Linked DNA regions of Homo sapiens: region 2 is linked to region 1. A link is a loop called in an ENCODE intact Hi-C map of the cell type or tissue named here. Cell type or tissue: HepG2. All regions are shown on one strand.

What was found. Peaks named below come from ENCODE experiments on the same cell type or tissue, not always from the same donor. Only the 100,000 strongest peaks of a DNase experiment are listed, where the experiment ranks them.
Region 2: it touches region 1 in a loop (35-fold over the local background); 1 of 110 quality-filtered maps calls a loop at or near these places.

Annotation. Positions count from the first base shown.
Region 1 is chr14:95,299,300-95,304,299 of GRCh38, forward strand. All of the region lies in intron 1 of CLMN (calmin), which reads right to left. Among named protein-coding and RNA genes, the nearest start is that of CLMN, 18 kb to the right of the region's middle. RefSeq lists an enhancer at 3,687-4,188. In HepG2, no CTCF peak of the experiment used is centred here; DNase peaks (open chromatin) are centred at 1,212 and 1,882; H3K4me3 peaks cover 839 bases.
Region 2 is chr14:95,079,869-95,084,868 of GRCh38, forward strand. No RefSeq gene overlaps it. Among named protein-coding and RNA genes, the nearest start is that of MIR3173, 56 kb to the right of the region's middle. In HepG2, no CTCF peak of the experiment used is centred here; no DNase peak of the experiment used is centred here.

The sequences.
Region 1 (5,000 bases):
CATTCTGGGCTCTTCAGTGCCCAGGCCCCACTGGGTCCATGACTGAATGGGAGACACTGTGAAGGAGCAAGAACACTGTCCAAGAGCCAGGTCTCTCCTCCAGCCCCACGGGACACGCACCAGGGCTTCCGGCATTCATTCATTCATGCCACTGTTTGCTAAGTGCCTATGCTGCACCAGGTGCAGCACCAGGTGCTGGAGACACAGGAGGATGAGAGCAGGGCTGCTGTCCACAAGGACTCACAATGCAGTGGGGAGACAGCAACCTGTCCACGCCCACTAGGAAGTAGAAGGTAAATGATGGGATGCAAACAGGGCTTCTGAGGTTGGAAGAGACCCTGCTACAAAGAGGCAGAGCCAAGATTCGAGTCCAGGCTGTGGGCTCTAAGCTGTGTGATCATCACCCTATGCCACCACCTCCCACTTGGATTTTTTCTGCATTTAAATCCAGTGTCGCAGACCTGACCTGTGCTGGCCCTCTCCCTTCCCTGCCCAACCTTTGGTTACCTTTCCTCCTCATTTTCATTCTCGCCTTCCATTAGAACTAGCTCAATAGTTCTTTCATTTTTCTGTGTTAAGTGCCAAGTGACAGGAGTTTGGGGGGACCCAGAAACCTATACCCTGAAAGAAACAGAATGGCAGTCAAGCATAAATGTTGACCAAGGGCAATAAAATGTTTGACCTCATCATTGTTTTTCTAGGAACCTATCCTGCGGAAATTTCACCCCAACATAGAGACGCCTCTACAGAGCGAGACGCTCAATCAGGAAGCTCTGATTGGAAAGCAGCCTCCCGTCTCCCACTATGGAGGTGGCCCAGATGCTCAGTGGGGCACGGTGTGGCCACTCCATGGGCACCACTGGGTTAGCTCTGGGCCAGGCTCCCAGAGGTGGCTGAGACCACATCCTGCCCCCAAAGGGCTCACACCCAGTGCGGGAGTCACCACAGTGTGACAATGAAGTGGCACCCCAAAGCACATAGATGAGTAAAACAAAAGTCACCCCAACTCTGTGGGCTGGTGTCAGAGCCAACCTGTGGAGCCTCTTTGGAGCTGAGCCTGTTTTAAAAGAAGCAAATCACAGACCTTTTGGACTCTCTGATAACGCCCCAGTCCATTGCTTCACTGAATGGAAGAAATCCAGAACCTGCCTCCAACAGCAAAGATGTGACCATCTTCACCTGGCAGGGCACAGGGCTCTGTGTATTCGGTACTCCAGATCAAAGGAGACCTCTAATGGAAACTTTGTTAGCTCAGGGCAATAGAGCATGTCCATGAGCCACGCTGCTGCCTACATCGGCTTCTGGGTGAGTTGTTCCCTCTGCAAGGAACGTTCCTCCCCCTCCCATCTGGCTAACTCCCATTTATTCTTCTCATTTCCACTTAAAAACACTACCTTCTCTGAACAGCCTTCCATAAAACATAATGCAGGGTCCCCTTGTTAGATACTCTCCCTGTAGTCTGCCATCACAGCCATCATTATATCCCGATGAGACCGGGGGGACTGACTCCCTGCCATGGAGCAGAGACTAGGTCTGTTCTCCTCACTTCTGTATCCCCAGTGCCTGGGAAAGAGCCTGGAACCGAGCAGACGCTCAATAAATATTTGTAGGAAGCTGCTGTTGCATGAAGTTAACTCAGGAATCAGAAGGGCTCTGGTTGGTTTGACTTGAAAATAGGCAATATTTTAGAAAATAGAAATAAAAGTTGCAGATTCTGCACCTGATGCACTAAGTAATTTTCCATGAAGTAACTTTCCAAAAGGGTCATGCACTATTGTGTCACTTTGTTGGATTCTTCCCACAACTGGAGAGTATCGGGTTATAATGGACACAATTCACAGAACAGCTATTACATCAACTATTGATTTTCCAAGGGCCCCAAAGCTGAAGCTGCACATCAAAGAGTCTTTTGAGTGAAGGCACATGTAGTTCCCATAATTCTTGTGTGTCCGAGAGTGGGGACAGCTCTTTGGAGAAACACAGCTCCCCCTTCATTTGCCTATTACCCTACCAGCTCTCAAATGGGCAGTACCACTCCCAGGTGGAAATGCGGGGGGAATTTTTGACTGCCACATGACTGGCATTTTGTGGACTCACTCAAGGATGTTAAAACCTCCTGCCGTGTGTGGAACATCCCACTCATAGAGGACCATCCTGCTCCAAAAGCCAGGAGTGGCCACCCCACACTCACACATTGAGGGATGCTGGCCTCCAGCCAGCCTAGGCCATGTCCACAGGGTGAAATGGCTGCAAGGGAAAATGAATCCAAAAGGTCACTTCATTATTAATGAGGACCCCCTACTCCCTCATCCCCAGGTCTGCTGCCCACCCAGGATGGACCGGTCACCTTCCTGAACAACCAGCACATTCCTGCCCTTGCATGCTGGCTCATACCAACCTACTAGGTCACCTGGAGGCCATCCCCACCAAGCCCCACCTACTTGAGCCTCCACCCAACGCAAAGTCCTTCTATAGGAAACTTTCCTGGATCACTCAACCCCAATAATCTCTCCCATCTCCAAAAAATTCCAGACCTCCAACCAGACAATTCACTTAGTACGTGTCAACTACTGCTGTGTACTCTCCACAACATGGTCCCTGAGTGCAGACACCAAGTCTGACATGCCCCAGCATCACCCCAACAGACTGACTAAGTGACCGATTCATTCACCTCATTCAGTTGGGCCACCACAACACTGAGCTATGGTCGTGCCATGAACTCCAGCCTGGACAACAGGGCAAGACCCCATCTCGAAAAAAGAAAGGAAGCAGGTGGATCACTTGAGTTAGGAGTTTGAGACCAGCCTGGCCAACACAGTGAAACCCCATTTCTACTAAAAATACAAAAAAATTAGTGGGGCATGGTGGTGTGCACCTGTAATCCCAGCTACTCAGGAGGCTGAGGCAGGAGAATCGCTTGAACCCGGGAGGCAGAGGTTGCAGTGAGCCAAGATCGCGCCACTACACTCCAGCCTGGGCAACAGAGTGAGACTTTGTCTCAAAAATTAAAAAAATTAAAACAAAAAAAGAGGAAGGAAGGAAAGAAGGAAGGAGGGAAGGAGGGAGGAAGGAAAAGGTTAGCCTAGACCTAGTCCTGATGAACTGAAATATAACATGAGCCACACACAAAATGTTACATTTTCCAGTAGCCCTGTTATATATAAAGTCAAAAGAAACAGGGGAAATTGATTTTAACAATATATATATTTTTAATCTACTATATCCAAAGTATTATCATTTCAACATTTAGGTAATATTTTAAAACGATTAATGGTATTAATGAGATTGACCACCAAAGCAAACACATTCCTCTTTTACTTTAAATAAAGGAAAAAAACAAAAGTTGATTCATAAAAACCCTTTACTAGTATTGGGCATTTTTAACACTCATGACTTCACTGAGTCTCCCAAACAACCCTGGGAGGGCTTGACTATTTGTTCAAGTGACATTACAGATAGAAGAGACCAACACACCACAAGGACCCATAATTTGGCTAAAGCGCTGCAGCTGCAAAGTGAAGAAGCTAAAATTCAAATCTGGGCCTGGCTTCAAACACCTCCTCTTTTCACCACAGGCCAGGCAGCCTGTCCTTTCTCTGGCTTTGTTCTTATTGATCAACTATGTTTACTAGATAAGGGCTGCAGGATAAGCAGGCATCATTTCAGCGGTGCTGGAGGGTCAGGTAGTGATTTGTTCTTTACTGGAGTCTCCAAAGAGTGTTTCCACAGTGCTCCTAGTTCCAGGTAATCCAAACCATGCAAAAATGTAGAAGATCAAGTAAAGTCAGTATCTGATAGAGGCTCAAGCAGGATAACTTTTAATCCTGCCATGAAGAAAAGCTTAACTTTAAAAACTTGGCACCAGCCAGTTCTCCCCTCAGGGAGCCTGTGGCTTTGGGCTTGAGGAGGTTTTATAAAAGCAAGCAGGACTCCAACACCAAACAATGCATGTTCTACCAAATAACTCATTCCCTCAGCGGTGTGGCTTTTCTCTCCCAAGGGGCCAAAGCACCCTATGTGCAGCAGAGGCTGCAGCTTTAAAACAGCAGTAATCACAACAAGTGCACGATGGTGAGCGGGGTGTCAAATTAACCCCACGCCCACCCCTGCCACGCCAAGCTCAGAAGAGCTTTCAGTCCACTGATGGGCAATTAGGGGCCGGGGAGGACCTTGGCGGGGAGTTCATTAGAGAACGTCCTCTGCCTCTGCAGCTGCACCCCATATGGGCCCCCAACCCTCACGCCTTGGGACCTCAACCACGGATGAACCAAAGTGTGCGGCTGAGAAAATAGCCATTAGGTGTGACCAATGCCTCCTCTGCAATGCCCCCGATTTCTCCTGGTAACCAGTATTCAGCAGCAGCCTGGGAAATGGTCAAAATGGAATGAACATAGCCAGCAGGCATCTGCAGACTTGGAATCTCCAAAGCTAGGATGATGGCAGCACCCATTTACCAGCCTCCCATCTGGCTGTTTGCCAGCCTCCCATCTGGCTGTTCTGAGATGCCTGGAAAGGAAGGGAGAGATTTCTCAGAGATGAGGACGGACCCAACTGGGCTTCTAATTTTAGTCCATCTCCCAACTTTATTGAAACCTAGAGGAAAGGGATTTTGTTTTATGTATGCATTACATATTTAGATAATAAACCCTCAACGATGGCAAGAACAGAAGAAGGGGAGACAGCAATACAATTCTAGGTGGTAGCAAGAAGGACCAGTGGTCACGGATTTGGCAAACTCAAAGAAATCTACATCTTCAGCCAGACGTGGTGGCTCACACCTGTAATCCCAGCACATTGGGGGTCCAAGGTGAGAAGATCACTTGAGCCCAGGAGTTTGATGCCAACCTGGGCAACATAGTGAGACTTTGTCTCTACAAAAAAATAAACAAAATTAGGCATGGTGGTGCATGCCTGTGGTCCCAGCTACTTGGGAGACTGAGGCAGGAGGTTTGATTGAGCCTAGGAGTTCAAGGCTGCAGTTTGCCATGATGGTGCCACTG
Region 2 (5,000 bases), 220 kb before region 1:
CCTTTCTTTCAAAAGACCCACATAAACCGGGAAATTCTTGGATGACGGTTCAAATGCTTTTGTTTTGGATGGACATGGGTTCAACCCTCTTACTGGGATCTCAGGCAAATTACTTCACTTCTCCATACCTCGTTTTGCCCATCTCTAAAGTGAGGATTGTAGCGACAATTAGCACTTGTTATGGACAACTGTCAGGGCACTGCACCCAGCGTTTTACGTGAACTCTCATTTAATCTGAATGATTCTTGGCTCCTCATAGTAAAGGCAAGGTTATGAGACTAAAATAGGTTAAGTAACTTGCCCAAATTCCACAGTGCTGGAAACCAGGCGTCCTGACTCTAGTCCTCAATCAGAATCTCTACGAGCCACGTTCCTCCAAAAACCACCATTTTCATAATTGCCTTGAGAAGTGAATGGCATAAAACAGATAAAACGTTGAGCACAGACATGGCACTTATTACATGTTTGACAAATCTTAGCTAGGTGGGCCGCAAGTCCCTATATAAAATCCTTGCCTTGAGACCAATGTGTTTGGCAATTCAGAGTTTTCTGAATTTTAGAAAATTCAGTGTGTAAGCCATCTATTAGGTGATGGCCCCAGCAGCATCTGCAGCAGGACCAGTAATGAGGCATGTTAATATTGCTGTTGCCAAACCTAGGATTAGCCACGCTAAATGGGATAGAGACTATATATAGGCTCAACTCAGTAGAGGTCAGGTGTTGCTGCTAAGTAAGTTCTGGAAACCTGATTTTCAGTGTGTTTTGGACTTCAGAATTATGAGCCTGTATTAGTGCCCAAGATACATGGTCTTCCTCCATATGCACAAGGAAGTATGTGTGAGGGTACTAGCTACACCTTTGCTCCTGACAAATTAATGTGAGAACGTTACAAATATCTAACAGAGAATAAGCTAAACCAGTGAGGGAACCTCCATACAATGAAATAGTATGTGAATGTTACAGAGAAAACAGTTGGCTTTACAAGTGTGTGTCCACAGACACATATACATACGTAAAAAGTCACTGAGCTACATGTATTAAGATTAGTGCACTTTATGCATATTACTGTATGTTTTAACTTCAATTATAAAGAAAAAATCCGAAAATTTCATATGGAATATTCTCAAATAAGTTAGCTAAAAAAGCAATAGGTAGAAGTGTGCTGAGTGTGCTACCATGTAAAAGCAGTAAGGACATAGCCAGTCACTTATTTGTGTAAAACTTCTGAAAAAAATACTCAAAGAAACTAGGTAACATTGGTTGCCTTTGAGGAAAAGTACTACACAAAGAGAAATACTTTTCATGGTAGAGCTTTTTGTACATTTTTAGGTGTTTTTATTTTAACCATGTGGTTGTAGTTCCTATAGGAAAAATATTCTTAAAAAAAAGCTTACTCCTGAAGTCCTAGCACTTTGGGAGGCCGAGGTGGGCGGATGGCTTGACTCCAGGAGTTCGAGACCAGCCTGGACAACATAGTAAAACCCCATCTCTACAAATAAAACAAAAATTAGCTGTGTGTGGTGGTGCACGCCTGTAGTCCCAGCTACTTGGAGGGCTGAGCTAGATCACTTGAGCCAGGACGTTGAGGTTGCAGTGAGCCGTGTTCGCACCACTGCACTCCAGCCTGGGTGACAAAGTGAGACCCTGCCTTAAAAAATAATTAAAATTAAAAAACAATGAAAAGCTTACTACCTATACTATTGAGATTCAGCTATCAAGTTCTCCAAACCCTCTCTCCCTGATCCAGGGAAGGGCAAGGTGACTGACTACAGTGGCACTAGGGTTGTGATAATTTCCAAAGTTAGGGGAGAATGTGCAGATAAACTGGAGCTTTGAGATCTCAGGCCCAAAGATCGGGATGAGTAAGTGTGAACGCCCAATCCAAACTGTGGGGCCCTACGAGCAAGGTCAGGGAGGTATGAATCAGGCAGGGGCACAGAGCTCAGCATAGGTTTTGAGTAAATGTGTAAAGGGATAATGTGCACACACGTGTGTGTATGTTGCTCCTGGCTCCTCTCCACTCAGCACCCTGAAGATGATTGCCGACCTCCAATGCTAACTTCTGAAAATGGTTGGCTTTAGGGTCAGAGAGGCAAAATATAAAAACAAATCATTTTTGGTCCTGTGGTGATACAATGTTCTTTAAGTTTGGTTTAGCCACATGGGTTAGATAACTGACCATATATTCATTTTGTCAAATTTAGGCTGTGTGCTGGGTACTGATCTACAGCAGGAAGCAGGACGAGGTCCTACCCTCATGGAGCATCCCTTCTAGTATCATGTGGGGGACAGCTAGAGACAAGGTGATAGAGTGCAATGTTAAATCCATGATAGTTATGGGGGGCTACCTTATATTAATACGGGATGTCCTCTGAGCAGTAGTTGAATGGGACCCTGAATGATAGGAGCCAACCATGCCAACACATTTCCATTAAAGATGCGTGTTTTCTGGATGCCAGCTCTGCACCAAACACCTTCCCTGTATCCTTTCACTTAATCCTCATGACCACCCTCTGGGTTCCAGTTATTACTATCATCACTTGTAGAGTGCACAGAAACAAAGCATTTTGTCCAAGGTCACACAGTCAAGTGACAGAGAAGGCTTCACACACACGAAGTCCGACCCCAGAGCCTCCCCTGAACTCTGTACTAGGATGAGCTTAGTGCTCAGTGAAACCAGCAAGACCCTCGTGACTAAAGCACACTGAGACGACTCAGCCGTGGAGGGGCCGGATCACACAGGCTTTGTAGGCCATGGGAGGAGTTTAGTTCTATTTTGATTTCTATTTTAACTATTCTGGCTACAATGTGGAAAACAGATCAGAGAGGGGAAAAGGGTGGAAGCAGGAAGACCCGTTAGGAGGCTGTGACACAGTCCAGGTAAAAGCAATGGTTGTTCGATCAGGGTGCTGGCAGTGGAAAGGGGATTACACTTTATCTAGGAGGCCAAATCAACAGAATTTGCTGACGGACGACTGACAGGATGCAAGACTACGAGGGAAGGACAGGAACCAAGGATGACCCTTGGTAAGCTTTTCGTTTGGGCAGCTGAGATGGGTGGAGGGACTGTTTGCAGAGCACCATTTCAACAGAAGAGCACTAGAAAAATGTGAGGGTTCAACAAATGGTGCTGGAGAAACTGGATATTCACATGCAAAAGAATGAGGCTGGACCATTACCTTATACCACAGAGAGTCCCCAACGTATGATGGCTCAACTTAATGACTTTTTGACTTTCTGATGGTGCAAAACTGATATGCATCCAGTAGAAACCATACTTTGAGGACCTAGCCGGTTCCCCCCACACAGCCCACAGCGGCTCACGCCTGTAATACCAACACTTTGGGAGGTCGAGGCAGGGGGATCACGAGGTCAAGAGATCAATGCTCATCCTGGCCAACATGGTGAAACCCCATCTCTACCAAAAATACAAAACTTAGCTGGGCGTGGTGGCACACGTCTGTAGTCCCAGCTACTTGGGAGGCTGAGGCAGGAGAATCGCTCTAACCCAGGAGGCGGAGGTTGCAGTGAGCCAAGATTGCACCACTGCACTCCAGCCTGACAACAGGGCAAGACTCCATCTCAAAAAAATAAAAATAATAAAACAGGCTTTGTGTTAGATAATTTTGCCCAAGTGTAGGCTAATGTGTGTTCTGAGCACATTTACATTAGGCTAGGCAAAACTATGATGTTCAGTAGGTTGGGTGGATTGAATAATTTTTTTTTGAAACAAGGTCTCACTCTGCTGCCCAGGTTAGAGTACAGTGGCATGATCATGGCTCAGCCCAGCCTTGACCTCCCCAGGCTCAGATGATCTTCGACCTCAGCTTCCTGAGTAGCTGGGACTAAAGGCATGTGCCACCACACCCAGCGAATTGTATTTTTATAGAGATGAGCTTTTGACATGCTGCCCAGACTGGTCCGAACTCTGGAGCTCCAGCAATCTGCCCACCTTGGCCTCCCAAAGTGCTGAGATTATAGGTGTGAGCCACTGCGCTGGGGCAAATGCATTTTTGACTTAAGATATTTTCAACTTACGATGGGTTTACTGGGACATAACTCCATCATGACTAGAGAAGCTTCTGTACGAAAGCTAACTCATAATGGACCAAAGACCCAGTGTAAGAGCTAAAACTATAAAACTCTCATCCAGAATATATACAGAACTTCTAAAACTCAACAACAAAAAAACCCAATTCAAGAATGGGTAAAAGGGACTTGAATAGATAATTTTCCAAAGAGACAAATGGTCAATAAGCCATTAAAAGATGCTCAACATCTCTAATCATTAGGAAAATGTAAATCAAAACCACAATAAGATACCACTTTACATCCGTTAGGATGGCTCTTAGCAAAAACACATAAAACAAGTATTGGTGAGGATGTGAAGAAACTGGAACTTGGTGCATTACTGGTGGGAAAGTAAAATAGTGTAGTCACTATAGAAAACAATATGGTGACTTCCCAAAAAATTAAGCAGAATTACCATACAATCCAGCAATTCTACTTCTGGGTATATACTCTAAAGAACTGAAAGCAGTGACCCAAACAGGTATGTCTACACTAATGTTTACAGCAGCACTGTTCACAACAGCCAAAAGGTGGAAGCAACCCCAATGTCCATTGGCAGATGAATAAACAAAATGTGGTCTATGCATATAATGGGATATTATTCACCTTAAAAAGCAAATTCTGACATGTGCCATGGTATGGATGAACCATGAAGACGTTATGCTAAGTGAAGTCAGACACAAAAGGGCAAACATTGTCAGATTCCCCTTATATGAGGTACTTAGAAAAATTAAATTCAGAGACACAAAGTAGAATGAGGTTGCCAGGGATTTGGAGGGAAAGGAATATTAGTGTTTAATGGGTAGAGTTTTAATTTGGGATAAAGAAAATGTTCTGGAGATGGGCCAGGCGCGGTGGCTCACGCCTATAATTCCAGCACTTTGGGAGGCTGAGGCAGGCAGGAAGATCACGAGGTCAGGAGATCAAGA